Regions from separate parts of the Homo sapiens genome. Here region 2 is linked to region 1. A link is a loop called in an ENCODE intact Hi-C map of the cell type or tissue named here. Cell type or tissue: PC-9. All regions are shown on one strand. Each heading gives the region's core, and the rest is flanking DNA. Links, peaks and the distances in the headings are about the cores only. Region 1 holds the start of LOC124903391. Region 2 overlaps TNFAIP2 (TNF alpha induced protein 2).

Region 1 (16,311 bases), core at 5,345-13,344:
AATGACAGTGAGATATCATCTCACCCCAGTTAAAATGGCTTCTATTCAAAAGACAGGCAATAACGAATGCTGGCGAGGATGGGGAGAAAAGGGAATCCTCGTACACCGTGGGTGGGAACGTAAATTAGTACAGCCACTATGGAGAACAGTTCGGAGGTTCCCCAAAAAACTAAAAATGGAGCTACCATATGATACAGCAGTCCCACGGCTGGGTATATACCCAAAAGCAAGGAGTCAGTGTATCAAAGAGATGTCTGCACGCCCACGTTTACTGCAGCACTGTTCACAATAGCCAAGATTTGGAGGCAACCTAAGCGTCCATCAGCAGATGAATGGATCAAGAAAATGTGGTGCATGTACACAATGGAGCACGATTCAGGCACAGAAAAGAATGAGATCCTGTCATTTGCAACAACATGAGGGAACCGCAGGCACCTTGGGGGGCCCACAAACAAAGGATAAATGCTGAGGTGACGGGCACCCTACTTACCTGATATTATTATACAGTGTATGCCCGTATCAAAAGATCCCATATGCCCCATAAATACATACACCTACTATGTACCCACAAAAATTAAAAAAATAAAGGGCTTCGCTTTGGGCTTGCATGAAGTGAAGGAAGCTCGAGGAAACAGGGATTGCACTGGATTAGATGCTTAGGAAGCAGGAGGTTACATGATTGACTATCATAATATATCTTTTTTTATTTTTATTTTTTTGAGACGGAGTTTCACTCTTGTCGCCCAGGCTGGAGTGCAATGGTGTGATCTCAGCTCACTGCAACCTCTGCCCCCTGGGTTCAAGAGATTCTCCTGCCTCAGCCTCCTGAGTAGCTGGGATTACAGGCATGCACCACCACATCTGGCTAATTTTTGTATTTTTAGTAGAAATGGCGGGGTATCACCACATTGGCCAGGCTGGTCTCAAACTCCTGACCTCAGACGATCTGCCCGTCTCGGCCTCCCAAAGTGCTGGGATTACAAGTGTGAGCCACTGCACCCGGCCTATCATAATAAATCTTATCTGGAAGGAAGGCAGACTAGAGAGAAGCTGAAGTTGTCATTGGTAAAGAAGCAGTCATCACTCCTGTTGGCCAAGGTTCGATGATTTGACGTGGTTTGGACAGTGTTGGTATTTCCATCTATGTTTCGACATGACTGCAGAATGCTCTTATTTTATCTTCATCCGTCATAGTCACAGAGTGGCCATGTCTGATGTTGACGTTCTGTGAAATTATTTATGTTCAGCAGGAGAACACCGTGGCCTAAATGTAGATGCCAGGCCAGCTCCCAGATGTCAGCGGCAGCAAGAAGCTATCTCTGCAGGCTGGGAGGCTGGTGAGCCCTGCACTGCCACAGGAAAACATGTGACCAAACTCTTGTCTTCAGCGGCTTTGACGGTAGACCATGTAGCGAATGCAGTTGTCAAAATGCACTGATAGACAGCGTCTCCCCCTCCCCACTCTGCACTGTCTCCTCTCCTACAACCCAAACTGATGTCCACACAGGGAGGTCTTTATGACCAGTTGATTGAGGGGGGAAAATCTCATCCTGGCTTAGAGATGGTCCAGAAGTAGGTGGCTACAGCACTCCAGTCCCACTCAGGGTGGCCCTAAAGAAGAGTGGTGGCCAGGTGCAGTGGCGCATGCCTGTAATCCCAGCACTTTGTGAGGCCGAGGCAGGCAGATCACCTGAGGTCAGGAGTTCGAAACCAGCCTGGCCAACAAGGTGAAACCCCGTCTCTACTAAAAATACAAAAATTAGCTAGGCATAGTGGCATGTGCCTATAGTCCCAACTACTCGGGAGGCTGAGGCAGGAGAATCACTTGAACCCGGGAGGCAGAGGTTGCAGTGAGCTGAGACTGCACCACTGTACTCCAGCCTGGGCAACAGAGCGAGACTCTGTCTCAAAAAAAAAAAAAAAAAAAAAAAGAACAGTGGTAAAGGAGAGTCCTCTCAGTTGTCATGTCATTACTTCATGTGCCGCATTTGTTTGTTATACTTTGCCTGGACTGGAAGATGGCCAGAAGTATGGCTCTATACTGGCTTATGGACTAGTATAGAGGCTAATGGTTTGGCTAGATCATCAGAGACTTGGAAGAAATCAGGTTGGGAGATTGGTATTGAGGTGGTCTGGGAAAGGACGGACCTCTCTGGATAGGCAGACTTTGAGGGTACCTTGTCACATGTGAATGCTCATCCAAAAGCATCTTCTAGAGGGGGCTGTCAATAATCAGGTGGGCAAGACAGTCTTTTCTGTGCATTGCAGTCAGCCTCTTTCCCCAGCCATCAGAATGGTTGCTCAATGGGCCTGTGTACAGAGTGACCAAGGAGGCAGGGAAGAGGCTGTGCATGGCCTCAGCATGGACTTTGCCTCACAAGTCCGACCTGGTTATCTTCACTGTTGAATATTTAACCAATAACAGAGACCCTGATATATGGCATCATTTCCTGGGAGAATAATTAGCCACTTGGTGGAAACTTGATTACATTAGATCCCTTCCATCACGGAAGGAAAAGCAATTTGTCCTCACTGGAATTTATTCTGGATATAGATTTGCTGTCTCTACGTGTAATGCTTTTGCCAGCACCACCATCCACAGAATTATAGAATGCCCTGTGGACCTTCATCATATCCCATAAAACATTTCTTTGATCAAGGAATTGATTTCATTGCAAAAGAGGTGAAGCATTAGGCTCATGGCCATGGAATTCAATGATCCTGCTTTTTGTTCAATCACCCAAGAGCAGCTGGCCTGATAGAATGGTTGGATGGGCTACCAAAGACTTATCTTAGCACCAGTTGGGAGATACCACCCTGAATGGATAGGCCCCCATCTTACGGTTTTGATATAATCTTTATTCAGTGATTAATATATGGTGGTGTTTTTCCCACAGCCAGAATATAGGAGTTTGGGAGTTAAGGGGTGATAGAGGGGAATTGGTTTGTTTCACTATTATACTTAGTGACTCAGTACGTTGTTTGAGGCACCTCCTGGTACTCCCATTCCAACAGTAAAAGGTTATCACAAACAACGCCAACAAAAAAATGGCAGAACCCTACTGAAAGTTCAGATCTTTCATGAATGAACATTTGGGTCATACTACTAGATGAAGAACCCCAACCAACCAGGGCCTGGCTGAGGGCAAAGAAAACATGGAATGAAAGAAGAAAAATCTAAAAATCAAATACTAGCAAACAATTCAACGGCCCATTCAAAGGATCATACATCATGACCAAGTGGGATTATTCCTGAAATGCAAGAATGGTTCGACATAAGAAAATCAACCAATATAATGCCCCACATTACCTGAATGAAGGGAAAAGAAACATGATCATCTCAATTGATGCAGAAAAATGCATTTGAAAAAAAATCATACCCTTTCATGATAAAAACATTTAACAAGATAGGACTAGAATGCAACTACCTCAACATAATGGAGTCCATATACGAAAAGTCCATAGTTAACAATCATACTCAATGGTGAAAGACAAAGTTTTTCTTCTAAGCTTAGGATCAGGACAAAGATCCTCAGTCATTCTTGCCACTTGTGTTCAACATATATTGAAAATAATAACCACAGCAATTAGTCAAGAAAAAGAAATAAAAAGTGTCCACATCAGAAAGGAAGGAGTAAAATTATCTCTGTTCACAGATGACATGATCTTATATGTACAAAACCCTAAAGACGCTACCAAAAAATCCTGTTAGAACTAATAAATCCAGAAAAGTTGCAGAATACAAAAATCAACACACAAAAATCAGATTTTTTTTTTTTTTGAGATGGAGTCTCGCTCTGTCACCCAGGCTGGAGTGCAGTGGGGCAATCTCAGCTCACTGCAACCTCTGTCTCCTGGGTTCAAGCAATTCTCCTGCCTCAGCCTCTGGAGTAGCTGGGATTACAGGCGTCCACCACCACACCTGGCTAATTTTTGTATTTTTAGTAGAGATGGGGTTTCACCATGTTGGCCAGCCTGGTCTCAAACTCCTGACCTCAGGTGATCCACCCACCTCGGCCTCCCAAAGTGCTGGGATTACAGGCGTGAGCCACCGTGCCCAGCTGATCAGTTGCATTTCTATACACTAACAATGAACAACCTGAAAAGGAAATTAAGAAAACAATTCTATTTACAATAGCATTGAATATAATAAAATACCTAAGAATAAACTTAACCAAGAGGCAAAAGACTTGTACACTGGAAATTATGAAACATTGCTGAAAGAAACTAAGGAAGACACAAATAAATGAAAGACATCTCATGTTCATGGATTGAAATGCTTAATATTGTTAAGATGTCAATACTACCCAAAGCAATCTACAGATTCAAGGCAATTCTTATCAAAGAGCCCAATGGCAGTTTTTGCAGAAATAGAAAATCCATCCTAGAATTCATATGGACTCTCAAGGGACCTCGAGTAGCCAAAGTAACCTTGAAAAAGAACAATGTGGCCGGGTGCGGTGGCTCACACCTGTAATCCCAGCACTTTGGGAGGCTGAAGCGGGCGGATCACCTGAAGTCAGGAGTTCAAGACCAGCCTGGCCAACATGGCGAAACCCCATCTGTACTAAAAAATACAAAAATTAGCTGGGCGTGGTGGCGGATGCCTGTAATCCCAGCTACTCGGGAGACCGAGGCAGGGAGAATTGCTTGAACCCGGGAGGCAGAGGTTGCAGTGAGCCGAGCTCGTGCCATTGCACTCCAGCCTGGACGACAGAGCCAGGCTCCATCTCAAAAAAAAAAAAAAAGATTAAGATGGTAAGTTTTATGTTATGTGTGCTTATACTACACAATTTAATAATCAACTATGGGCCGGGCACGGTGGCTCACGCCTGTAATTCCAGCACTTTGGGAGGCTGAGGAGGGTGGAACACCAGGTCAGGAGATCGAGACCATCCTGGCTAACACAGTGAAACCCTGTCTCTACTAAAAATACAAAAAAATTAGCCGGGCATGGTGGTGGGCGCCTGTAGTCCCAGCTACTGGGGAGGCTGAGGCAGGAGAATGGCGTGAACCTGGGAGGCGGAGCTTGCAGTGAGCTGAGATGGTGCCACTGCACTCCAGCCTGGGTGACAGAACGAGATTCCGTCTCAAAAAAAAAAAAAAAAAAAAAAATCAACTATGGGCCGGGTGTGGTGGCTCATGCCTGTAATCCCAGCACTTTGGGAGGTCAAGGTAGGTAGATCACTTGAGGTCAGGAGGAGTTCAAGACCAGCCTGGCCAACATGGCAAAACCCCGTCTCTACTAAAAATACAAAAATTAGCCAGGCATGGTGACGCACGCCTGTAATCCCAGCTACTTGGGAGGCTGAGGCACCAGAATCGCTTGAACCCTGGAGGTGGAGATTGCAGGGAGTCGAGATCGCACCCTTCCAGCCTGGGTGACACAGCGAGACTCTGTCTCAAAAATAAATAAATAAATAAGTGATAAAAATCAACCATGGCCTCATGATCAGTTTCAGAGACAAGGACTGTAGCAGCCATGAGCAGTTTCTTCCTTGTTATGTGGATGTGTACACATAGAAACTATCTTCTTTCTCTCCTTTTCCCCCGTTATTTTATAGACGGGTTGTTAATGTGGTTCACAAAATTTTCAAAGCTGGCAAAAGGAGCATACATTTCACAGAAAAGGAAAACACATGTAATTTTAAACCCTCCCCATGAGTTCTCAGTATCAGCAGCAATCTGAATAATACAAATAGAAACCAAATACATTGGTCAGAAGTCTGTGGATAACTGGGAGAGGCAGAAGACTCACCCGTACTGTGGGTCATTAATGTCGCAGCCTCCTTGACTTTCATTCCTGGCCTGGCGTTCCTTGGTGGTGCTGAGCAGACAGAGCCCACAGCCAGGAGGAGAGAACAGCGGAGGGCTTGAGGTTTGCCCACCCGCAAGCTCACAAGTCAGCCTGCCCCTGCTCCACAGGTCCATCGGCTGTGAATGGGGCCTCCAGGTCCCCGAGCGCTCTGACAGGTGGTTGTATTCGATGCTGGCAAGTTCACTTTGGAGTTCTTGCAGCCTTCCTTGCCTCTGGAGGGACTGAGACAATGTGTGTGTGACATACAAAGTCTAGAAATTTGACACACAGGAAAAGCAGGACAATCCAGCATGTAGGGCTTTAATTTCATGTGTGCCTGTGTGCGTCCATGCTCACTCAGAAAGCAAGGTCACAGGAGCTGGCCATGTGGCTCTGGCCATCCCTGACATTGACTAGTCAGCCAGAAACCCACTGCACTCTAAGCTGAAAACTTGAATCTGAGTGGGAGTGTCTGAGTTCCTCCAGGGAATCTAAGGGCAGAAACGGCTATTTGGGAATGTTTTCTTGGATCGAGGCCTGATATCCAGAAGGACTGGGATCCAAGGACACAAAACCTCTCCAGAGGCCCTCCTCAGCACAAGCAGGTGGAGAGTCAGAAGGGCAGGACTGTTGGGGTGGGGGCTAAGGGAATTCCCAGCTTGCAGTCATGGGGGCCCAGCTCTCTGCTGTCGTGGTGGTGGGAACAGGAGGCTGTTTCTTCTCCCTGGGCTTTCTCTGCACAGCCCAATCCAGACAGTGAACAAACTTGTGTTTCTCCTCTGCTCCAGCAGGAGGAGGGGGCAGCTCTGGACAACGACAGCTGAGACCAGGAAGATGCTCCCCACCCATCACTGGCCCCTCCCCACATTTGATATGCCCCCTTAGAGAGATGAATAAGGGCTTTGCCAGGAGGGACCCCAGAAGACAGAGGTCAGGAGGGGAGTGAGTCAGCCGGGTTTCCAGCTTCAAAAGTAAGCATCCCAACCCCCAACCTGTCCTAGGAGGGAGAGGAAGAGATAAAACCCAGGGTACAGTCCCCGCCTAGCCCTCTTCGGAGGTGAACTTGCCATTAGGTTCTAAAATGTATTTTTTTCATGTTAAGGTAAAACTTGTTTTTCTAGTAAAACATCACATACAATATAAATAGAAATGACCAGAGCCTTCTCTAACCATCACTATATAAATAACATTCCGTTAACAAAATCAACTAGTTCAGATCACAGGCATAGTTGTGAGCTTTCTTCTTTATTTTTTTTAAGAAGGATGTTCAGATGGTTAAGTTGGGTTCCTAAATTTGAAAAATATGTTGCAGCTGGGGAGGTAAAATCATTAACTTGTGCAAATGACAAACAACTCATATCAAAGATACATTTTAAAAAGCATAAAACGATACTGTTAAACCAATTCGAGAAAAATTTGTTATTATGTGAAAAGTGTATGATCCAAAAGCATTCTCACATGCTTTACTTCTACGTCAGCACCTGAGTTACTGTTAAGCTATGCAGATATGCAGACAAAATATCTTTATCTGGCAAACAACAAGAAAGACACTGACTGCTGAAGCACTCTTGCAAACAACGCACCGGGAGATCGTGGTGCTTTTCCCCTCAGTTACTAACTTGTTTCCTGAAAAATAAGAAGCAAAGAGGCAGACTATGAAAACTTCAGGAATTATAGAATATTAAAAACTATAAGCTTCAGGGCCGGACAAGGTGGCTCACGCCTGTAATCCCAGCACTTTAGGAGGCTGAGGCGGGCGGATCACGAGGTCAGGAGTTTGAGACCAGCCTGACCAACATGATGAAACCCCAGCTGTACTTAAAATACAAAAATCAGCTGCGTCTGGTAGCAGGCGCCTGTAATCCCAGCTACTCGGGAGGCTGAGGCAGGAGAATCGCTTGAACCCGGGAGGCAGAGGTTGCAGTGAGCCGACACTGCGCCACTGCACTCCAGCCTGGGCGACAGAGTGAGACTCTGTCTCAATAAATAAATAAATAAATAAATAGGCACTGGGTAGAAATACTGAGCTCTGGAAATCAGGAAAAGGGATGGACATATTGAAAACCAACTGTGGCAAATTAGCCAATGAACCTTTCCGACAGCCTCGTGTGCTGGGCATTGGCGGGGAGGCACCTCGGGCGGGATCAGGGCCTCCGTCTCGCGCACCGCCAGCGTGAACACCTGGTCCATCCTCCGCTGGATCTTGGCCGTGACCCCCGGGAACGGGCAGGGCCCCTCGCGGGCCCGCGCCATCAGCACCTGGCGCTCGGAGTCCCGGTCGGCCTGGGTGCCCACCAGCACCAGCAGGACGGCCCCGGGTTCCCACAGCCCGCGCAGGCGCTCGCGCAGCGGCCTCACGGCCGGGAACGAGGCCTCGCTGCACACGCCCCGGAGCACCGCGAAGCCGTCGCCGTGGCGGATGTCCAGGTCCTGGAGCGTGACCAGGTGCTCGGCGTCCGCCGCGTCCACGATTTCCAGCAGCGCGGGCGCCGCGTTTGCCTCGATCTCCTCGCGGAGCCGCTCCTCCGCCCACGCCGCGCACTGCTCGGGGAGCGGCCGCACGCGAACTGCGTGTCCAGCGTGGTCCTGCCCACGTCACGCTCCCCAGCAGCACACCCCGGCAGCCCTGGCGGGGCGCGGGACCAGCCCGCAGTGTCCGGGACGCGGCGGGGAGGGGAGGAGAGGGAGGAAGGGGAGGGGAAGGAGGAAGGGGAAGGGGCCTGGGAGCGCAGGGAACGGCGTACCAGGACTGTCCGGGCAGGGGCAGGGAGGGGAGAGGAGGGAGGGGATGGGGGAGGGCAAGAGAGGAGAAAAGAGGAGGAGGGGAGGGGAGGAGAGACGAGGGGTCAGGGCGTGGCGGGGCTGGCGAGTCCTGTGGCGCGGGGGAGGGGCGGGCGTCTCCTGGACTTGCTTCCACCCGGCTTAATCCCGCCCGGGGCGGCTCCAACTCCACTGTCGCGCTGTTCTCGGACCAAACTGAGAGTGGGGCGGCTATTTCTCGGGGCCCAATGACGAGATGCAGATGAACTGAGGAGGAAGAGCGTTTTTATTTTCTGCAACTGGTTACAGGGAGAAAGGCCTGGAAATGATCACCGGACCAACTCAAAATTACAGTTTTCCAGAACTTACATACCTTCTAAGCGGTATGTCTACGTGTAAGTGTGCATGCATCTGAAGACATTAGTGATGAACTTACGGTCATCTGTGAGTCCTGAAGACCTTCCTCTGGAGCCTCAATAAGGTTACTGAATCTAAATGGGTCCAGATGCTGGGGGGATTACCTTTATCTTGTCTCCTGCTAAATCAGGAGGTTTGGGGAGTGCCTTCAGACCCTCAATAAACTTGTTTCTGGAGGCGTGGGGAGCTTCTTCAGACCCACAAAAAAACTCGTTTAACCCTAAAAGGGTCCTGATAAGAATTAATTTGTTATTTTGTCCTGCTTTAAGGCCCAGGGAAGGCCTAGGCAAAACTCTCGGTGGGCTCTTTGTTACTTTCCAGCCTTTGTATAAGGGCACTGGCTCTATCAGCTTTTAATGTTTAATCTAGCTACTCAGTCAGTGCTGGGACAGTTGTAATGGAGGCCTGCGTTAGTGAGACCTGGCCTGCCACACTGCCACCGAGACAGGGATCCCGGGAGTCTAGGCCTGGCACGCTCCAAGTCCCTTACCTCCTGCACTCCTCTTGTCTGGGCCCTGCCTTTGCTCCTGGGGGTCCTGGTGCCGGGTCAGCCCCGCCAGCTCCTGGTCCCAGGCCTGGCTCAAGGGTGGCCCAGGGAACTGCCAGGCCTGCTTGGCCTGTCACCCATACTGGGCCTGACCACCAGCTGGGTCCCTAGATCAGGCTGTGGCTCTGCTCCCCCTTCCAAAGGGAGCCCTTTCTGTCTTTGGACCAGAAGGTAACCTGATCTCTTCTTGGCCAACCTGAGAAATGCTGGAATTTCTCCATTTCAGATCCAGCCTCCAGGCCTTGCTCAAGGTCAGGCTTGGCTGGGTTGCTGGGGCCTCTCCAGGCAGGGAGGCCCCCAGGCTCAAGGGCAGGTGAAGGGGACACCTGCCAGGGAACTTCAGACTGAGGTCCTAAGTGACGGGTACTCCCCTCCCTGTCCCCCTGGAGTCGCTCATACCCAGGCCTTCACTCTAGCTCCCTCCAGCCCCCGGGGCACTTTATAAAATGTAAATCACCCATCCCTCCTCCACTTAAGCCCTCTCTACTTGATAAAGTCATGACTTCACACCATGGCCTAAGAGCAGAGTGATGACAAAACTCACCATCCAAACCTGGTCACCTTCGGAAGTGAGAGAGTGCCCATTCACGTGACAGTGGGCATGAACCTGGGAAGCCGGGCAAAGCCAGCTTGGGGCCACCCTACTTAAAAAGAAGGTCCTCAGGTTCTGGCCTCCCCACCCCCTTCCTCCCATGGGCCTTCATCTTTCTCACTTCACAGATTTTTTTTTTTTTTTTTTTTTGGACAGGGCCTTGCTGTGTCACCCAGGCTGGAGTGCAGTGGTGTGATCATAGCTCACTGTGAGGCAGGAAATTAAGGAAAGAAAGAATAATAAAATTTTAAAAAGAGAAAAATAAGCTTTCTATATTAGGCTGACTCATCCCAAAGGCAGTAACAGACAAAGCCCAGACCCAGACGAAGTCTTGATAACATCATCAAAGAAGCAGAGGCTCAAAGGAGTGTGCTCTGGAGACTCTCCCAGCACTCCCTCAACATAAGGATAAGAAAAAGTTCCCCCTCGAACCCCAACCCCCTCCATGTGATTGTACCTTGCTCTGCAAGTTTTATGAATTTATAGATTCTTGTTTTCTGTAACTAGAAACTTCAAGTATTCTGTTTTATCTAAGCAGCACAGTGAAGGTTATACAACATGCCTGAGCAGGCCTGGGCTGCGGCCTTCTGGGCCCCATAGCGAAGGTTATGAGATAAGCCTGTGCAAGGCTCTTTTAAGCAAGCCTAGATAACAGCCATCTGGACTGCATAGCAAGAATTACATGTAACCCTGGGTTATGCACCTGTCACAATTTGATTAACTGCCTATGTTCTGTCTCTGTATCCTTGCTTTCATGCCACTGTAAGCTTGTTTCAAACTAGCCCACTCCCGTTCAAAGGTGTGTATATGAGTCAAGTGCTGTCTTTGTTCTGGGCCCAGTTTTTGGATGTTAATCCACTGGGTCTGAGTGCACTCAATAAAATTCTCATGTCCCACCTACCTGTCTCTCCAGTCTCCTGATTCCCACAACAACCGCAGCCTGTAGCTGGGACTACAGCTACATTCTTTAAATTTTGTAGAGATGGGGTCTTGCTATGTTGCTCATGCTGGTCTCCTACTTCTAGCCTCAAGTGATACTCCCACCTCAGCCTTCCAAAGTGCTGTGATTACAGGCGTGAGCCACCATGCTGGGGCACTTCACCCAGCCTTCTTGCTAGTTCTTGATTTCAAGGGTGAAGGGGCAGGTTGTGGGACAGTGGGGGCTGGGCCACAAGTTCTGGGGTTGTCTTCCAGAGTGAACTCTGCCACCCTCTGCCTGGTGCTGAATCAGATGCCTCAGGACTTCAGGGGACCTCCCTGCCTGAGCTGAGAGTGGGGCTGTCACACTTTCCCTCTCCCTGTGCATGGGGTATCACTGAACTTTCCTCAGTCCAACACAACTCTCAAGGGGCAGGGCCCCAATACTAGCTGAGCTTGAACTTCCTGCCTCCCCAAAGAGTGGTGCTTGTGGCTGTTGCAGAATGTACTTTTCTATAAATAATGCATAGAACATCCTCAATATGGAATCTCGATTATACTGTCAGCTGAAGGATGATGAAGAAAGGACAGCCTTATTTCTCATAAAGTGTTGCATCCTGCAGGGTGGCAATCCAATAGGCTGGGAAGCACAGCCTCCAGGTGGAAGCCAGAAACAAACACTTCGAGGGAGGGGCAAAGGGAACAGAAATATATGCTGAGCTGGGTGACTGAATATACATATTGAATAAGCTACAGGAGGAGCTGTGAATATTCACGAAAGGAGAAACATGCACATGCCAAGTTGAGCTTCATGTCCCTTCATAAGTCTGTTGCATGTACAAAAAATGGCAGTGTTGGCCTGATCTGAGAGTGGAGTTTTCAGCTACCTGATGACAAAAGACGAAGCAGAGGACACAATAACCCTCCCTGCGCATCCTTTGTAGACTGGCCACAAGCACTCTGAGGTTGGTGGTCTCTTATCAGGAAGGAATGCTGATCGGTTGTTTTGTCAGAACTGTGAAAGGGAGGGCCAGTGTCAGGGCCGGTTGGAACCACAGTGGTTTTTGTTCAGCCCTCAGGGAAGAAACCCTCAAGGCAGTTAGAGAGGGAGAGGGCAGAACCAGGCGTGTCTGACCTCCCATCCTGTCATGGCCTGGCACTCAAGGTTTCTCTGGGGTCCCCTTGACCAGGATGGGGAGGTCTGTTCAGTTGCTTGGGGCTTAGGATATCATTTTTATTTCTCAGTATATTGGACATAACAGACAACTTGATTTCTAAAAAGAGAAATAAGATTTATTTCTCAGACTGCAAGGTAACAAAACTAGAAATCAATATTTATTTATTTATTTAGAGACAGAGTCTCACTGTGTCACCCAGGCTGGAGTGCAGTGGCACAATCTTGGCTCACTGCAACCTCTGCCTCCTGAGTTCAAGCGATTCTCCTGCCTCAGCCTCTTGAATAACTGGGATTATAGGCATGTGCCACCACACTGGCTAAATTTTGTATTTTTAGTAGAGACAGGGTTTCACCATGTTGGCCAGACTGGTCTCGAACTCCTGAGCTCAAGTGATATACTCGCTTCAGCCTCCCAAAGTGCTGGGATTACAGGCATGAGCCACTGTGCCTGGCCCAATTTTTTAAATGATACAAAAAGTAGCTGGATGCAGTGGCACATACCTGTAGTCCCAGCTACTTGGGAGGCTGAGGTGGTGATATAGGAGTTAAGAACAAATCACTTAGGCAGATAGGGTATGGGAGTCCCCCATTAGGCTTTTCTTTTTAATGAAAAGCAGCCCCAAATCATTTTCTAAAAAAGAGCAGCCCATAAAGTTGAGCTCCAGACATGGACAGGCAAGCTGGGAGCTTGCACGGGTGAATGCAGGCAGGAACTAGGGGATAGACATGTTCAAGATGGCAGCTCCATCTTCCCTTGCCTGCCAGCCATGTGTACAGTAAGGAACAGACAAGATGGCATCGGCAAAGGGGAAAGTTCATTTGCATAATAAGATTAGGGTGGGGCGACCAGCCTTTCCCAAAGGCTGTGTAAATGTCCCACCTGATCAGACCAATCTGTGAGCCATATGTAAATCAGACACCACCTCCTCAAACTGGACTATAAAATCTGGCGCATCTGCCATCAGCTGGTCTTTCTGCTTGGAAGACCCCTCTCTCTCAATAGAGCTGCTTTTCTTTCTCTTTTCTGCCTGTTAAACCTCGTTCCTAAACTCCTTGGGTGTGTCCATGTCCTAAATTTTCCTGGCATGAGACAACGAACCCTGGGTTTATACCCCAGCTGCTTCAGTGGGAGGATTCCTTGTTCCCTGGAGGTCAAGGATGCAGTGAGCGGAGATTGCACCACTGCACTCCCGCCTGGGCAACAAGAGTGAGACTCCATCTCAAAAAAAGAAGAAAACGAAAAATTAGCTGAGCATAGTAGCCTGTGACTGTAGTCCCAACTACTCACTTGGGAGGCTGAGGTAGGAGAGTCACCTGAGCCCGGTAGATGGAGGTTGAAGTGAACTGAGATGGCACTACTGCACTCCAGCCTGGGCCACAGAGTGAGACTCTGTCTCAAAAACAAAAATACATAAAAAGTAAAAATAAATAATTAAAACACCTATTGATAGGTGTCATGCTGTGATACCATAAGAAATCTATACTTGAGGCTTAATCCACCCAGGGGTCCTTGCTCAGGAGGGGTCTCAGAGCTGGCGTTTTGGGAGGCCCAGGTACACTGAGCCTGCCCACTGTGAAGACCACTCAGAGCACATTTTTCCAAGACGTCAGCATTCCCAGCAGTCACCAGATGAGGGATGTTCCCAGGAACATCCACATCATCTGACTTTCCCCTGCACTGGCCACGTTTCCAAGCTTCCCTCCTCCGTAGTCCTGTAGAGTACAAACAGCCCCATGTGGGCGGTAGCCTGCTCTCCTCCTGCAAACTTCGGCATCTTTTAGGCCTCATTCCCCTCCCCACAGCCCCCAGGTGGCCTGAATCCCACCTTCCTCTCCAAGAATTGATAGCTTCTACCTTCTCCACCACCCATGTGCCCTCCCAGCACAATAGGGGACACCCTGCAGAAAGCCATGGTAGTGATATATGGTTAAAAAGAAATTATTTAGGCAAATAGTAAGGATAAAGAAGTTCTCAGTAAGGTTTTCCTTTTAATGAAAAGAAGCCCCCAAATCATTTTCTTTTGTAACAAGGGGCAGCCTGTAAAATCGAGCTGCAGACATAGACAAGCAAGCTGGAAGCTTGCACGGGTGAATGCCAGCAGTTGTGCCGATAGGAAAAGGCTACCTGGAACTAGGCATGATCAAAATGTTGGCTGTATCTTCCCTTCTCTTTGCCAGCCAGGTGTACAGTAAGAAGCAGGCAAGATGGTGTTGGCCAAGTGGAAAGCCCATTTGCATAATAAGATTAGGGTGGGGAGACCAGCCTTCCCCACATGCTATGTAAATGTCACACCTGGTTGAACCAATCTGTGGGCCCTTCGTGAATCATACACTGCTCCTCAAGCTGGACTATAAAATCTGCTGCTGTCCCTGCAGGCCAGCTTTTCCCTTTTGGAGCCCCCTCTCTCTTGCAAGAGAGAGAGAGAGCTGCTCTCCTTTCTCTTTCTTTTGCCGATTAAACCTCTGCTCCTAAGCTCACTCCTCATGTATGTCCATGTCCTTAATCTTCTTGGCGTGAGACAATGAACCCTGGGTATTTACTCCAGACAGCGATGCCACTTCATCAGGGGGATAGTGGGGAGGGGGGATTTCCTGAAGATTGAGCTGGAAGGTTTTACAGAAGAATTAGGTGGGGTGGGGGAGCAGTAAACTTCCTGAGCCACCGAAGTCAGGGGTTTCTCTTCAGTCAAGTTTTTTCTCTTTTTAATATATAACTATAATATATAAAAATAACTAGTTGACCCTCTATATCCATGGGTTCCACATTTGTGGATTCAACCAATCAAGGATGGAAAATATTTGAAAAACCTCTAGCCTGGCCAACATAGCAACTCCATCTATACAAATAATTTAAAAATTAGCTGGGTGTGGTGGCGCATGTCTGTAGTCCCAGCTACTCAGGAGGCTGACACGGGAGGATTGCTTGAGTCCAAGTGTTCCAGGCTACAGTAAGCTGTGATCACACCACTGCACTTCAGCCTGGGCCACAGAGAGACACCCTGTCTCCAAAAAAAAAAGAAAAGAAAAGATAAAGTACGTAGAAAAAAATTGTGCTGAACATGTACAGAGATTTTTTTCCTTGTCATTATTCCCTAAACAATATAACAAGTATTTCCATAGCATTTACAATGTATTAGGTACCATAAGTAATCTAGAGGTTATTTAAAGTGTACAGGAGGGGCTGGGCGTGGTGGCTCACGCCTGTAATCCCAGCACTTTGGGAGGCTGAGGTGGGTGGATCACTTGAGGTCAGGAGTTCGAGACCAGCCTGGCCAACATGGTGAAACCCTGTCTCTACTAAAAATACAAAAATTAGCCAGGCCTGGTGGTGCATGCCTGTAATCCTAGCTACTCGGGAGGCTGAAGTAGCTTGAAGAGTCGCTTGAACCCAGGAGGCGGAGGCTGCAGTGAGCCGAGATTGCGCCACTGCACTCCAGCCTGGGTAACAGAGTGAGACTCTGTGTCGAAAAATAAAATAAAGCATACAGGAGGATGTATATAGGTTATATGCAAATATTGAAACCGCCTTTGCAAAATTATGACTGAGCCAATGAAAGAGGTCCAACTTAAAGGACTCCATCTTGCCTCCAACCTCCAAGCTATCCTTATTCATTCCTGGGTGTAGGCTGAACTAACTTTGGGAGAAACTTAGTTCATAGTTTATAGTTTAAAACAAAGATAACAGCCTCCCAGGCTCAAGTGAGTCTCGTGCCTCAGGCTCCCAAGTAGCTGGGATTACAGGCATGCACCACTGTGCCCAGCTAAGTTTTTTTTTTTGTATTTTTAGTAGAGTTTCACTGTGGGTTTCACTGTGTTGCCCAGGCTGGTCTCAAACTCCTGGCCTCAAGTGATCCACCCGCCTCAGCCTCCCAAATTACTGGGATTACAGGCATGAGCCACTGTGCCCAGCCTATACTGATAAATTTAATTTGCCTAAAGTTTTTCTTTTTAAATTTAATTTACCTAAAGTTTTTCTTTTCTTTTCTTTTCTTTTTTGAGTCAGAGTCTCACTCTGTCAACCAGGCTGGAGTGCAATGGCACAATCTTTGGCTCACTGCAACCTCCGCCTCCTGGGTTCAAGCAATTCTCCTGCCTCAGCCTCC
Region 2 (16,311 bases), core at 3,869-11,868, 62 kb after region 1:
GCGAGACTCCAACTCAAAACAAACAAACAAAAAACAAAACAAACAAACAAACAAAAACACAAAACTCACACACAGAAAAAACCCATAAACTGACTTCAGTCCCGGGCTAAGTCATTTCAATTGTAGTAGCAAAATACTGGAAACTCCCTAAATGCCCAGGAGCAGACACCAGGGAAAGGATTGCAGTGCACCCAAACAATGGAGTACTGTCAGCTGCTTTCAAAAACAAAAAAAAGAGAGACAGAAAGAAAAACAGGAATTGCTCCAAGATGCCATGTGGAGACGAAGCCCATGGGCAGAGCGGGGTGCCAGCATGCTTTGTCCCTGTGTAGGATCCGCCAGAGCCGTGACCTGGCCTCGTCTGTCTCTCCCTTTCCAACCCCTATCCCAGGCGAAGGAGAACTCACCTGACTGGCAGATGGGTGAAGGTATTAAGCCCATTTCTCTGTGCTTTAACTTGTTACATTTATTCAGTGTTTCTCCTTCTTATGTCTCCAAGGGGGGAAGCACTGCTGCCCACATCTGCGTTAAATCATCTGTCTGTCGCTGGTGGTGCTCACATAGCCGAGGGCTGCAGATGACAGCCACATTCTTCACAGTGGCTTTTTCAGGAATGACGATTATATTTGATCTTCGCCTGCCTGCCTCTCTCAGGTTGTGCCTCGGTAGGTCATTTGTTGGCACCCCTAACAAACAATTGATTGCATACCAGCAGTTTATACGCATCTTATACGTGCCATTAGACAGGGTACATGTGTCTTATGCAGACGTGACACAGTGCATATATGAATGTATAATCCCCCAAATGACAGGATTGTTCACCCAGAAAATCAGAGACTAAACCAAAAGCCTCTTAGAACAAATATCACAATCTGGAAAGGTCACTGATTATAATACAAATATGAAAAACTCAGTAGGTTTACATTTTACACTGAGGACCTAGTTAGATAATTTTTAGGGGGAAAGGGTCTGATTCACAATATTGCCTAAAACTATGAAAAACCTGGTAATATGTTTTAAAAGAATTGTTCAAGACCTACATAGTAACAACTCAATACAGAACATTCAAAACTAAAACTCAAGAAGGACCAGAGACACGGGTAGAGGCGAAAGGGGCTGCCTGGGGTGGTGGTGGCAGGGGGCGCAGGATGGACATTGTAATATAAGTTCTAGAGCTGTTATTTGATTTTTGAAACTATGTTGATGTACTACTCTGGCAAAAACGTAAATCAAAAATTTAAAATTCACAGAAAAAAACAAATTTGTGAGAAGTGACAATTTGAAACCTTGGAATTAATTTTTTTTTTTTTTTGAGATGGAGTCTTACCTGTCACCCAGGCTAGAGCGCAATGGCGCAATCTCGGCTCACTGCAACCTCTGCCTCCCAGGTTCAAACGATTCTCCTGCCTCAGCCTCCCGAATGGCTGGGATTACAGGCACTCGCCACCACACCCAGCTAATTTTTGTATTTTTAGTAGAGATGGGTTTCACCAGGTTGGCCAGGCTGGTCTCAAACTCCTGACCTCGTGATCCACCCGCCTCAGCCTCGCCAAGTGCTGGGATTACAGGCGTGCCCAGCCGGAATTAATTTTTTTAAAATAAGCTATCAAATGCCTTCTGTAAAGTTTGTTCTAGGTTACAGTCCCACCAACGGTGAATTCGTGTGTTAAATTTCAGCACTGCACTTGCACAGCCTTGGAGTGAGGGTCTCCTTAGCAGTAACATATAGGCCTGGCATGGTGGCTCATACCTGTAATCCCAGTGCTTTGGGAGGCCGAAACAGGAGGATTGTTTGAGGCCAGGAGTTTGAGACCAGCCAGGGCCATATGGCAAGACCCCATTTCTACAATAATTTTTTTAATTAGCTGGACAATGAGGCACAGGCCTGTAGCCCTAGCTACAGGCGGGAGGGAGCTTTGAGGAGGGAGGATTGTTGAGCCCAGGAGTCCGCAGTTACAGTGAACTATGATTGCATCACTGCACTCCAGCCTGGGAAACAGAGTGAGACTGTCTCAAAAAAAAGAAAAAAGAAAAAAAAATAGTAAGGCATCTTGGGCACAGAATGTAGTGCAGGCTCAGCTCTGGCATCATCCTGACATCCTTCCATTTTGTGCCCTGGTACCTCACTAGCTTCCCTCTCATCCTGGCCTTGACTGCATCTCTGGGCAATTGCAGAGATTAATGCCACCACTAAAGGCTTGAAAGAAGCAGAGATGTGGCTATCTATTACATTCCCATGCCGTAGAACCCACCAGCTCAACCCATGCAAATGCTGGACAAACCTTGGAGAATGACTGTGACCTGTAATAAACGTGATCAGGTGGTTGACTGCACTCGCGGCTGCTGTCCCAGACGTAGCACTTTTACTGGTGCAAATCCACCTGGCCCCTGGCACTTGGTATGCAGCTATTGGCCTAGCTAATGTCTTATTTTCCATACTAATTTGCAAAAACAATTTGCTTTTACCTGTCAGGGCCAACAGTACACCTTCGTGTCTTAACTACATGAATCCTGGCTTCTGCTATAATATAGTCCACAGGTATCTTTGTTATCTTTTTTTTTTTACAGTCCAGAGGTCTTTTATTTTATTAACACCTATTATGCCATGAATTCACAGGGAATAGGTTCCAGCAGCTCGGGCTCCTTCCTGTTGGTTCTCACAAAGTGTGCATCTTTGGGTGGAGCAGCCTGGAGCTTAGTTGAACCCAGGTACCTTTCTCTTTTTTTTGTTTTTTTTTTTTTTTTTTTTTTGAGATGGAGTTTCACTCTTGTTGCCCAGGCTGGAGTGCAATGGCGTGATCTCAGCTCACTGCAACCTCCGCCTCCCAGGTTCAAGTGATTCTCCTGCCTCAGCCTCCCAAGTAGATGGGATTACAGGTGCGTGCCATCATGCCTGGCTAATTTTTTGTATTTTTAGTAGAGACGAGTTTTCACCATGTTGGTCAGGCTGGTCTCGAACTCCTGACCTCAGATGATCCACCCGCCTCAGCCTCCCAAAGTGCTGGGATTACAGGCGTGAGCCACAGTGCCCGGCCCAGGTACCTTTCTCTGTGGCCTCTTTCTTTTTCTGATCATTTTCCTTCACGCGTCTCAGGAAGCTGTCTCGGCTCTTAGAGTGCTTCATGTGCTCAATACGCACATTAGTTCTCTTGGCAGGAATCTTGCCCTTAGCTTGTTTGTCTACAGCAATGCCAACAGCATGCTGGGGAACATCGTAGACTCTTCCAGCTTTGCCATGGTGACACTTGTGCGGCTTCCTTTTTGAACAGTTCCCATTCCCTTGATGTCTACAGTATCACCTTTCTTATACATTCGCATGTACGTGGCCAAAGGAAAAATTCCATGTTTTCCACAAGGCCTGGAGAACATACATCGGGTGCCTCTCCTCTTTCCCTTTGTGTTCGTCATTTTGGCGAATTACTGGAAAACGGCGGTTCCGGCTGAAAGGGCTTTGTTATCTTTTATTTTTGTATTTAAGTAAGCTTTATTGTTTGTATCTTATACTTCAAAAAAAGCTCAGATAAATATTTAATTTGTATGAGTCACCTGGGGATTGTACAATTGCAGACTCTGATCTAGTAGGTCTGAGGAAGGCATTCTTTTTACTGATTGATTGATTGATTGATTGATTGATTGAGACAGGGTCTCACTCTGCCACCCAGGCTGGAGTGCAGTGGCACCATCTCAGCTCACTGCAGCCTCCACTTCCCAGGCTCAAGTGATCCTCCCATTTCAGCCTCCCAAGTAGCTGGGACTACAGGTACACACCACCATGCTGGCTAATTTTTTGTAGAGATGAGATCTCACTGTGTTTCCCAGGCTGGTCTCGAACTCCTGGACTTAACCAACCTGCCTGCCTTGGTCTAACAAGGTGCTGAGATTACAGGTGTGAGCCACTGCACCCAGCTGAGGCAGGCATTCTGACTTTCTAAAACCTTTCCCGGCAGTACCCATGCTGCTAGTATCTTAACCATTCTTACAGTATCAAGATCCTAACACACTGCTTTCTAAAATGTAGTCAAACAACATGAAAATCCTTTATTTTAATCCATGCTTCAGTTCCTTTTTTCCTTTATACTTTGTATTTATTTATTAAATTGTGGTGAAACATACATAACATAAAACTCACGATTTTCACCATTTTTAGGTCTACACTTCAGTGGCATTCAGCACACTCACATTGTCGTGCAACCATCATCACCATCCATCTTCAGAATTCCTTTCACCTTGCAAAACTGGAGCTCTGCACCCATCATACAATAAATCCCCATTGTCCCCAACCCTTGGCAACCCCCATTCTACTTTCCATCTCTATGAATTGATCTTTATTTATTTATTTAGAGACGGAGTCTCATTCTATCACCCAGGCTGGAGTGCAGTGGCGGGATCTTGGCTCACTACAGCCTCCGCCTCCTGGGTTCAAGCGATTCTCCTGTCTCAGCCTCCCAAGTAGCTGGGATTACAGGCGTGGGCCACCATACCTGGCTAATTTTTGTATTTTAGTAGAGACAGGGTTTCACCATGTTGGCCAGGCTGTTCTCGAACTCCTGATCTCAAGTGATCTGCCCGCCTTGGCCTCCCAAAGTGCTGGGATTACAGGCGTGAGCCACTGCGCCTGGCCAAATTGATCTTTATTATTTAACATTCCACACACCACTACACTGGCCCCCTGCATTGGTGATATAAAGCTGATTGGATCTGATAAGAAATAGCACATCCTCTAGAAGCTTTAATAAAACATATGTCAGCTAGAAGATGGGGGATAAATCCCCCCAAATTTGAGACCTGTGATTTCTAAGCTTCTTGGGGGTTATTTGGGCTGGAGAATTTTGAAATATTCACTCTAAGGTGAAGGCAAGTTGCTACACCTCCCACTACCTACTATGAAGAAAGAGGCAAATGCTTGGAAGGGCTTTTGGGGGTCTCACTATGTTGCCCAGGTTGATCTCAAACTTCTGGCCTCAACCAATCCTTGTGCCTAAGCCTCCCAAAGTGTTGGGATTACAGGTGTCAGCCACCAGGCTGGCCCAACACATTTTAGTGTGTTACCATGACCCATCTCCCGAGTGCCCCATAAGGCAGCCAGTTTCCATAAGAGGCTGAGCAAGAGGAGGTTCTGCAGGCCTGGGCTGCTCTATGCGTACAAGCCTCTGTGCCGCCCAGCCCTGTGAGCCACTGCTGCTCAACATATCCATGACAAGCGCCAATGGGAAAATTGCAGTCCGGACCTCTAGAATTGTGGAGCAATTCTGTGCTCTCTTCTGTAGATAACTAGTTTCCTTCTGAGAAACTGCTTCTCGCTTTCTACTGGGATTCGAGTCTGAACGCCCACCCCTGTGTCATTAGGTGATCATTCAGCCTAGTTCCCATTAGGGGCCGGGCATGGTTGGACCCACCCAGCCACCAGGCGTGGGATCTGCAGCGGTGGCCTCTCAGTCCATGTACGCAGTAGAGGCAAGCTGGGGTGGGTCCAGACGGCATGGGAACTTCACAGGGAAGGCAGGTGGCCCAGACTCCCTCAGCACCTACCCCTGCTGCCCTGTCTCCCTTCCCCATCCATGCCTCCAGCCTCCCCGGGTACTCCTCACACCCAGTTGGCTGAGGAAGAAACTCGAGCCTGGTGACAGAGGGCTCGGCATGCTATGCCAGTTCCCACAAAAGTAGACATGAGTACTACAGCTCCACCGGCCGAGCCCCGGTAGCGAAGGAACCCTCCCTAGGCGCACAGTTTGAGCCATTCACTCGGCTGTCCACTACATGCAGACAGAGAGATGCCCAGAGGTACAAATCCGTGCCCACTTAGAAACAGCTGCTAACAGTTTGGTTGGATGTTCGGGGACCTGGAAGAAAAGGATTGGAAGTTTGGTAACAAGGATGTCTGAGGAAGAAGTATGCGGTCAGCCTCTCGAGATGGACACAGACTACAGGAACATTTGCGCATCATATAAATGCTCAGCAAAGGGTGTCCCCTTCAGAAGAGGCTGAATCAGGTAAAAGAAGGAAGTTCTGTGAAGTCATCAGCCAGACCCTGTGTGTTTCCTAGGAATGCTGCAACAAAGTGCCGCAAGCTGCGGGTGCTTAGGCCCTAAAAACGTGCCATCTCCCAGTTCTGGAAGTTAGAAGTCTGGGGTCAAGGTGTCAGCAGAATTGCCTCCTTCTGAGGAAGTGAGGGAGACTCCATCCCAGCCCGTCTCCCAGCTGTGGGAGTTTTCTGTCAATCTCTGGCCTTTCTTGGCTTGTAGAAGTGTTACTGGAAAGGGGCCCCAATGCAGACCCCAAGAGAGCGTTCTCAGATCTCACACGAGACAGAATTAGAGGCAATTCCACAGTGCAAAGTGAAAGCAAGTTTGTTTTATTCTATGTATTTTATCTTTTGAGATGGGGTCTCACTCTGTCACCCAGGCTGGAGTGCAGTGGCGTGATCTTGGCTCAATGCAACCTCCACCTCCCAGGCTCAGGTGATCCTCCCACCTCCGCTGAAACTACAGGTGCACACCACCATGCTTGGCTAATTTTTTAAATTTTTCACAGAGACAGGGTTTCACCATGTTGCCCAGGCTGGTCTCAAACTCCTGGACTCACGCGATCTGCCCGCCTCGACCTTCCAAAGTGCTGGGACTACAGGTGTGAGCCACCACACCTAGCTGCAGGTTTATTAAGAGAGTAAAGGAATGAAAGAATAGCTACTCCTGGATGGGCATGGTGGCTCATGCCTGTAATCCCAGCATGTTGGGAGGCTAAGGCAGGAGGACTGCTTGAGCCCAGGAGTTTGAGACTACCCTGGACAACATAGTAAGACCCTGTCTCTATAAAATATATATATATATTTTGGCCAGGCCCAGTGGCTCACGCCTGTTTTATATTTATATATATATATATAAAACATAAAATATAAAATATATATTTTATATTTATATATATAAAACATAAAATATAAAATATATATATTTTATATTTATATATATAAAACATAAAATATAAAATATATATTATATATATATATATTTTTGACAAGGACCAGTGGCTCACGCCTGTAATCCCAACACTTTGGGAAACCAAGGCAGACAGATCACCTGAGGTCAGGAGTTCAAGACCAGCCTGGTCAACATGGTGAAACCCCATCTCTACTAAAAATACAAAAATTAGCCGGGTGTGGTGGTGTGTGCCTGTAATCCCAGCTACTCGGGAGGCGGAGGCACAAGAATTGCTTGAACCTGGGAGGCAAAGGTTGCAGTGAGTCAGGATTGTGCCACTGCACTCAAGCCTGAGCAACAGAGTGAGACTCTGTCTTAAAATATATATATATATAATTTGTATCCTGTAAATATATATATACAAATATGTGGCTGACTGCCACGGTTACTACTTGAGATCATCCCCACAACAATTACTACTTTTACTACTTGAGACCGTCATTACAAGACTGAACGAAGAGACAAACGTAGAAATGAAAACTGAAGACAAAAGAAACTGTTTGAAAGGAACTGTCCAGGGAAGGATGAAGAGAGCTCCCTGCTTCTAGTGGACAAAGGCAGCCCCTGAGCTTCCATAGCCCTTCATATTTATTGGGTAGCAAGAGCAGGGAGGAGGAGGTAATGACTGGTCGGCTGCTAATTGATAACAGGTTCATGTTATTACTAACAGGCTTCAGATGTACCTAATCTCAAGAAACACTGCGTTTGGGGAGTGACTGCCCTCAGCATCCCTTCTGGGTGGCAGACACAGTTTGTCAGTTTGCCAACATTCCGCATTTATGAGAAACAGTTTGCTGTTTACTCATAGAGCCTCCAGTGGTATACTGAACTGATCACCACCCTCATTCTTTCGGCCTGTAACACAAATATATATACAAAAGATACATACATATATATATTATCCTGTAAAATAGAGCCCCCAAAATATATACATATATTTTTTAAGAAAAAAAAAAAAAAGAATGACTATAGACAGAGAAGGGCATTCCTTAAAGTAAAAGGAGGACCAAGCCCAGCCTAAGTACAATGCCTGTTTAAGATACGAAAATCATAGGAGATGTGCTTTACTACAAGGGTTTGTGATAGAGGATTAATCTTTGTAATTACCATCTTTCACAAGAATCGATATTATCTTTAAAACAAAACGTCTTAAACTAGGAATGCTTGCGTTCTCAAGATATTGGGACATCAGGACATTCCAGGTCTGTTAGTAAACATTATTAATCTGCTCCCTCAACCGTAAACTCTTGCGACTAACAATGCCTAAGTTCCTGGGAATGTAGCCCAGCAGGCCCCAGCCTCATTTTTCCCAGCCCCTATTCAAGATGGAGTCACTCTGGTTCGAATGCCTCTGACAGGAGCAGCACCCTGATCTGTCTCCATCCTCACACTGCATTCTCCCTGTGTCTGTCTCCAAATTTCCCCTTTTTAGGACACCAGTCGTATTGGATTAGAGCCACCCAATGACCTCATTCTAACTTGATTACCTCTGTGAACACTCTAGCTCCAAGTAGGGCCACATTGGGAGTTACGATTTTAAGATGAATTTGGGGGGACACAATTCCCTAGCCACACCAGCGCTTTTTCAATGAACCCACAAACAATGTATTTATGGTGACCAAGATGGAGGCTACGCATGGGCCCAGCAACACGGGCTCATCTCTCCAGGCTGGTCTGACTAATCTCACTGCTGGCAGCCCCCTCTCACAACCCCAGAGAGCAGCACTGAGTGCCTGATGGCACCTTCCCCCACAGAGAGCAGCCAGCATCTGGTAGCAGGTGGGTCCTGGTCTCTTCCATCATGGAGGGGACACAGACTCACCTTCCTGGAAGGGACACACTTTGCCTCCCTTACCCAGAGTGTTTCTGCAGCACTGCTGCTTGTAGCCTCACGTGATGCCTTTCACCATCATGGCTTCCATGCAGGGCTGCTTCTGACCAAGGAACCCATTTCACCACCAAGGAAATGCCACAGTGGCTCGTGGCCGTGGAATTCACTGATCTTACTGCTTATTCTATCACCCAGAAGGAGCTAGCCTCAGCAAAAGACTGAGTGGCAATACCCAGGAAAGATGGACTCTATTTTACAGGATTCCATATACGCTTTGAATCAGGGGCCACCACATGGTTCTACTTCCCTTATAGCCAAAATGCATGGCTCCAGAAACCAAGCTGTCACAGGTAGTGACTAACTAGGACCAGTGGCGCATGCAATAAAGGAATTTACCAAGAGAGTTGTAGGTAAAGACAGGCAGGCTTATTAGAGAACACAGGAAAATACATTGCAAGAAAGCAATGGGCAGATCAGCAAAAGGGGAGCTGACTACAAGGAGACAAAGACTTGTGGGGGATTTTATAGGATGGTGCTTGTGCTGGAGAGGGCCACGCGCAGTGCTGATAATGCCCAGGTTGCAGCGAGCTAACTGACACTTGTCTATCGGCTGAGGATCTGGCGATAAGATGGGCACAGGAAGATTGTGAGTTATTTGCTTAGGAGGGCTCTGTGTGTCCTGGGCCATGTAGAAAGGCAGGCTTATAGCTTATCTGTTTTTTGTTTGTTTGTTTTGCTTTCCCTGCTCCCCCCAGCCTGACTCCTCTTCCCCGATTAGAACTCCATGCAACCAGTTGATATGAGGGGGATCCACTTACTATTACCCCCAATAACAACCAGCTGGCAGGATTTTTGCTTCCTGTCGCAGCAACTTTGAGCTCTGCTAATGTGAAGGTCTTAGTCCCGGAGAGGAACATCCTTCAACCAGGAGACACAGCAATGGTTTCATTAAATTGAAAGATGATGCCGCCACCTGGCCATCTGGGGCTCATTCTGTCATGACACCAAAAGACCTAAAAAATGATTGCTCTCTTGACTGCAGTGATAGGTTCTGATTCTCCTGGGAGACCAGGCAGCTGCTACTATGTCTGGAAATCAGGGCATTCATTCTCTGCGGCACTTCTGACTATTTCCATGGCCAATAGAAAAGGTTCATGGAAAACTACCCCAGCCATAGAAAGGCAGGAAAATTGAGGACTCAGAACCTTCTGAAATGAAAGTTTTAGTTGTTTCATCAAGTAAAGATCACCAACTAGCTGAGGTCCCGGCTGAGGGAGGGGAAAATCCAGGATGAGTGATGGGAGAAGGAACCATGGACTTCAAGCCTCGGCTCCCAACTGTCACGGAAGCAAGGAGTGTAGTAGTTTTGCTTAGTTTCCTTTGCTTGTTTTCACGTGTTTGTTTCCACATGCCAACCATTTTCCTGTTTTCTCTCGCTGGCATCTGTATTGTACACACAATTTTTTGGAGGTTAGTGTTACCATTCAGTCTTCAGGTAACAAGATATTCAGTGGACTGTGGTTGAATTTGTGGTGTAATTAACAGAGCCAACAGTGGCTACAGTAACCATTGGCACCTTGTCCTCACTGTCTCCTCATTTTGGAGACAGCGTGAGTGCATCTTCACTTGTGGGAAGGATACATGTATTGCATTTACTGGAATTTTTAGAAAAGGTTAAACGTGTGTAAAAGGGTGCATATGGAAAGCAACTGCCTGCTATCCATCTACTGCCTCTGACCCAAGCCCATCTTTCACTGCCCTACTTGGGGATTCTGGAACTTTTCCCTCTCTCCTGCTGGCACGGTGCTGTGCACTGTCAGTAGAGGGCGCTGGAGAGACAAACAAGGAGGGAGGGGGGTTTCTTTTCACTTGTTTATTGGCTGCTCACCTGCACAGCCTCCCAGGACGGCTTCCCCCGCCTTGCATAAGTAGCTTTGCAGCAAGTTCTGAGGCACAGCACCTGGCTGTGCATGGCTTACCTGGCATCTCAGGAGGCTGCGGGGTCTCACTGCAGGGATGGTGGGGGCATGCATGGGGGGCATGCATGGGGGGCTGAGGGGCTGCAAGGCAGCACAGGGTCAGAGGATGGGAGTTCTGGGGGCGACCAGGGACTGCTGGGTATAGCAGCAGTCAGTATGGGTATCGCCCATCGGTATGACTTCTCCCTGGCAAGCCCCTCCCACGGCTCAGCTATCATCCTCCATAGTGATCGCCTGACAAAACCAGAGTCTTGGTTAAACTCAGCCCTGTGATTACAGTCTGCACCTCAGCGCTGAACTTGGCTTCACGCCAAGTCACAGGTTGCTGATGAACCCACTTCAAAGAGGCGCTGGACATGGCTGGTTGAGCCTACCCCTGAGACACTAAAGTATTTTCCTCCTCTCTCCTCCCATCTCCAGCAACACCACTTTCATTTTCTCAGTTAAATGTTCAGTTATAAAATGCTAATAATATAACACATTCACATGCCTCATAATGAAAATTTACAAGCTATACGGCCAAATACCTCCTTCCTAACTTCTGTCCCCATCCAACCCTGTTCACCTCTCTCTCTCTCTCTCTCTCTCTCTCTCAGACACACACACACACACCACAAACTCTGCTCTGCACTGTGCTTTTTTCCACTTAACGTTATGTGTCCTGAATGTCAACATGAGAACAGAGAGAACTTCCTCATTCTTTTTCACCGCCACATAGTACTCCATTGTTTGGGTGCACTGCAGTGATTTCCCTGGTGTCTGCCGATGGGCATTTAGGGAGTTTCCAGTATGTTGCTACTGTAACTGAAGTGACTAGTCTGGCACTCAAGTTGCTTTGCATAGCTGGTAGAGCATGGATAAGGTACATTCCTGGAAGGAGAATGGCTGCCTCACAGGTTCCTGCATTTGTCAGCCTGACCCGGAAGCCCAAATCACCCTCCACAGGGGCTGTGCAAAATGATGCCCCCAAAGCAGTGAGCGAGAGAGAGGGCCTGGCGGCCGGCAGCCTCGCACACAAAGTGTTGTCACTCACCGGGGTATTGGTCACTCTAATGAACCACATGCCCATTCTGCAGACATCTCAAACTTTAAAAAAAAAAAAGATTAATAGAAGATTTATTTAGCAAAAATACATATAGCCATTATTGCAAGACTTAAATGAGATGTTAAATGTTCAACCCAATTTTCTTTCCTGGATAAGTTTTTCTTTCATATCCCTGTCAGTTTTGAAAACATAATACCAGAAGAAGGGGGGCCCAATTCCACAGAGAGCTCCCAAGAGTGAGTTTCTGGGAGTGAGTCTGAAGTTGAGATAAACCTTTGCTGATCTTGCTTACGTTCAATGCATCTGGGCAGCGTCTTTGATGAGCCCTGGCGGTTAGGCTGGTGGCACTGAAGCAGGCCTCCAGGGTCTCCTGTTTAAGCAGGATTTTAAGGCCAACCCTGCGGCTTGCGCCTGCTGGGTTTCTGGAGATGTGTCATATTCGGCTGGGTTGAGGGTCCAGGGCAGAGTGGCCAGGCATGAGAGAAAATACTTTGGGTCAACACCTGTGAAAAGAAGGAAAAAATAAAAATAAAAAAAACACCAGAAGAATACTTTGGGAACAACATCGTGGTGACACAGGGCACAACTGCGAGTGCGGAGGGACCTCTCCCCCTGAACTTGACCAAGCGCTTCCTCAGCCCTTTCTCCCCTCCCAGGCCCTCCCTGTCCCTGGAAGCAGCCTGGTTCCCTCCCGGTCTCTTAGAAGCCCCTGGGCTGCTCTTTCCCTCAGCCCACCGAGAGCTCGCTCCATCTCACTGCACGAGGGGGCCCTCGCTGCCGCCCTCATCTCTCCCCTGGGGACCCCAGCGCCCCCGAAGGGCAGAGGGGTCTTTCCAAGCCATAAATCCCATGAGTTGAAACTCGCGTCTCCAGCCCCTTCCAGCCCCGCTCCCCAGCTGGAAGGAGCCCACTTACCGGCCCCCTCCTTCCTCCTGCGGAGTCTCCTGTCCAGGATCCCTTTTCCCCAGTCCTGCCGTCTTTCTTTGCCTGAAACCTGGAATTCCTCCCCGTTCCCGCCCGCCGGCCTCCGCAACCTCCTCCCTCCCCCGCAGCGCCCAGCCCGGGTCTGCTCCAGGCACCTCCTCAAGACCGGGCCTCCAGCGACTGTCCCTTTGAGCCGCCCTTTCACCCGCAGGCACCCCCGGCCCGTCCCCGCGCCTGCACTCAAGCTGCTTGTTTGCTTGCTCCTGGCTCCTGCAGGGAGCGTCAGCCCCCGGGCTGCTTCCCACTGCTGGAGGCCGGGGGCGCCCGGTGTTCCGCGGGGGCTGCGGCCTCCCCGCTCCACCCCTGCTCACAGGAGCCTGGGCAGCCCGGGGCCCGTCCTTGCACAAAGGCACCAGGCCTGGCCCAGGCCCCGCTCCGCCCGCCCTGTCCCCGCGCTGGGGGACTCGCTCCCCTCCGCCGGGCAGATCCTCCTCTCCGGGGGATTTTCCTGGAGAAGTTACTGGTGCAGATCCAACAGCTGGCGGGACAGTGACCCGGAAGGCCCCCGCCCCGAAAAGCAGGAACAGCAGGAACCTCCAAGGCGCCGCCCGCACCCTCTTCCTCCTCGCCTGGGGCCTCGCGCCCGGAGCCCGCCCCTCTGCCAGGGGTGGACGCAGCCCGGGGAGGGGGGTCCACCTGGCCCCAGGTCCCGCCGCGCTCCGACGACTCGGCCCGCCCTGGCCGCCGCGAGGCTGGGGGTCACTTTGGGACCTAAGTCCGCCCCCGTGGGAGAATGTGTGCCAGGGCCCACTGACAGCTTCCATCGGGGCTCAGGCGCCATCTCTCCCCACGTTTGCCCAGGGTCAGGGGGCCATGCAGGGGAGAGTCGCGCTGCCCCCACTTCCCCCTGACCCTGTGCTCCGAGGAGAGGAACGGGAACTCGCCCGCCCAAGGCCCACGCTCCCCACGTGGCTCAACCAGGCCAGGACCTCGCAGCCACATGGACCGGCGGGTCCAGGAGCCGGGCAGAGGGTCTCCGTGCCAAGCCGCACTGCCCCTGGCCCTCGTCTCCCTCCTTTCTCTCACTGCACGGTGGCCTCATGCCATCCGCTTTGGCCCCAAGAATGGAACTCAGGAGAAAGGGCCTGCCCTCCCCCACCCCCAGCTCCGGGCTGTCCCAGGCCCTGCTGAAGCCCACACCCCTCTTCAGGTGCACACGGCTCCCCTTGGGGCCCTCCCCGGCCTCTGTGCAACGTTCATCAAGGTACCCTTCTTCCCTTCCAGGGACTCTGCTCCTTCCCAAATTCCAGGCCAGATTGGCTGCGGAGAGGCCCACCCTTCCGTGGCAGCTGAGCCCGTCTCTGAATACAAACCAGACCTCCTGTGTCCACAGCTGTAGCTTTCAGGTCAATGCCAGCATGGTAAGAGTCAGTTCCCACTCTGTGTCCCGTGCATGCGGTTGAAATGGCTGCCCCGTGTCCACCCCACCCTCTTCCTCAGTAAAGGACGGTGGAGGAAGCCCCAAAGGGTCACAGTCCCCTTTTTACAGATGAGGAAACTGAGGCACGGAAGGGTGAAGTGACTGTCCATGCCCTACAGGCAGACACTTCCAAAGCTCCTGCTCACAGTGAGGGGATGGTGGGCCATCTCCTGCCTGGACCACATGAGGTGCTCTGGGGGCTGGGACAGGCTGGGGATTGACACAGAACCTAGGTAGGTTTGCCCGGACCCCTAGAGGCTCAGAAAGCTGCTAAGGCTGCCTGGCTGGGCCCCCCATCATTGTGCAGCTCCCAAAATAAATCACTCCACAGCCACTTTTGAATTCTGTTTTATATCAAGCTATAAAAACCTGGATCCTGTTCAACATACATACAAAAGCAGTACTCTAAAAAATAATTATTATTATATTAACAATATCAAACACGCTAACTCCTACACACGTACAAAGACCTTGGGCATCCTTTATACCGGCCACTTCCTGGCCACAGCTTTGTAAGGCAGTACCTGGGAAAAGGGGACGGACCCAAGAGAGCCGGCCCCAAATCCTGACTCAGCACTGCAGAGGCATCAGCCGGGCTGAGTCATGCCTGAGTCCGAAGGGCCCCCTCTCAGGCTGAGAAGGAACTTTCAGGCCCAGGGAGGAGCAGAGCCTTAGGGGGAGCACATGCCGAGCAGGAAAACGAGCTCACATTTTCCTGGGGTAGAGCGAGGTGCCCGGCAGGGCAGGGGATGAACGGAGGGTGCGGTGGGCAGAATAACGGCCTCCCAAAGATGTCCACGTGACAGTCCCCAGAGCCTGTGACTATGTTAGGTTACACAGCCAGTGGGAACTAAAGTTGCAGATGGAACTAAGGTGGCTAATCAGCTGACCTGAAAATAGAAAGACGACCTGGGTTCTCTGGGTAGGCGCAATGTGATCATAAGCGTCCTTAAAAGCGGTAGAGCAGGCCGGGTACAGTGACTCATGCCTATAATCCCAGCACTTTAGGAGGCTAAGGCTACAAGATCCCTTGAGCCCAGGAGTTCCAGACAAGCCTAGGCAACAGAATGAGACCCTGTATCCACAAAAAATATGTAGCTGGGCGTGGGGGATTGTCTCAGGGGACTGAGACAAGAGGATCACTTGAACCAGGAGGTCCAGGCTGCAGTGAGCCTTGATGCCATGACCAGGCCACTGCACTCCAGCCTGGGCAACACAGCAAGACCCTGTCTCAAAAAAAAAAAAAAAAAAGTGGTGGAGGGAGGCAGGAGAGGGGAGGCCTCAATGAGGTGACGGGAAAAAGATTCAACTACCCACAGCTGGCTCTGAAGATGGAGGAGCCTGAAGTCAAGAATTACGGTCAGCCTCTAAAAATGAAAAGGCCAGAAATGAATTCTCCCCTAGAGCCTCCAGAAGGAGTGCAGGACTGCCGACACCCAGATTTGAGCCCCGGGTCAGCCTTCTGACCCGCAGAACTGGAAGACCTCGTTTTGATCCACGAAGTTTGTGGAAACCTGTCACGGCAATAGGAAACAAATACAGAGGCCAAAGGGTCAACAGTGAGAGGTCAAGCTTGCCCTGCCCCTGCCCAGACCTCAGCCAGACTTCTGGGTGGCAGGGCCCACGGTGGCACCCCCAGGGCCTGTCCCTGCCTTGGGGAAGGGGGAGCCTGAGAGGACCCAGGAGGTCTTGGGCCCTTCGGTAGTAGACACCAAGCCCTCGGGGGACCACCCTCTAGTTGAGGCCTTGGGGGATGAAGAGGGAGGGCTCAGGGCCCCATTGCAGGGCCAGCCTGTAGGGGCCGTGGGGCCACCTGGATGTGACGTCTAATGCTGGCGGTGCTCACAGCTCGCCACAGGACCCTAAAAGCCCCTGCCAGACGAGAGCTCATCTTTTCCTTCTTTCTCTTCCAGTTCTGTCTTCCATTCCACCATTGCTGAATCCCGCTCACGGCGGCCCTGGGCTGCAGAGGGCAGATGGGTGAGGCTCGGCCCCTGTCTCCAGAGAGCTGAAGAGGGCCCTCGGCCCCACCCACGAGGAGGACAGTCATGAGGCCGACTGTGGAGGGGCTCTGGACA

What was found. Peaks named below come from ENCODE experiments on the same cell type or tissue, not always from the same donor. Only the 100,000 strongest peaks of a DNase experiment are listed, where the experiment ranks them.
Region 2: it touches region 1 in a loop (6-fold over the local background); 2 of 110 quality-filtered maps call a loop at or near these places.

The regions. Positions count from the first base shown.
Region 1 is chr14:103,199,589-103,215,899 of GRCh38, reverse strand. It overlaps LOC124903391, which reads left to right and starts at 7,030. Exons shown (of 2, transcript XM_047432044.1): 1 at 7,030-8,952. The coding sequence starts at 7,883. The coding sequence ends at 8,809. In PC-9, for the core only: CTCF peaks have their summits at 6,517 and 6,722; DNase peaks (open chromatin) are centred at 7,319, 7,909, 8,729, 9,729 and 1 weaker place; H3K4me3 peaks cover 4,614 bases; H3K27ac peaks cover 4,337 bases.
Region 2 is chr14:103,135,694-103,152,004 of GRCh38, reverse strand. It overlaps TNFAIP2 (TNF alpha induced protein 2), which reads right to left. Exons shown (of 12, transcript NM_006291.4): 12 at 14,566-16,311. It also overlaps the pseudogene NDUFB4P11 and the pseudogene RPL21P12. Among named protein-coding and RNA genes, the nearest start is that of TNFAIP2, 20 kb to the right of the region's middle. RefSeq lists enhancers at 11,559-11,608, 11,639-11,688, 16,192-16,311. In PC-9, for the core only: CTCF peaks have their summits at 10,430, 10,630 (motif pointing right), 11,633 and 11,865; DNase peaks (open chromatin) are centred at 7,724, 8,204, 10,674, 11,074 and 2 weaker places; H3K4me3 peaks cover 308 bases; H3K27ac peaks cover 3,513 bases.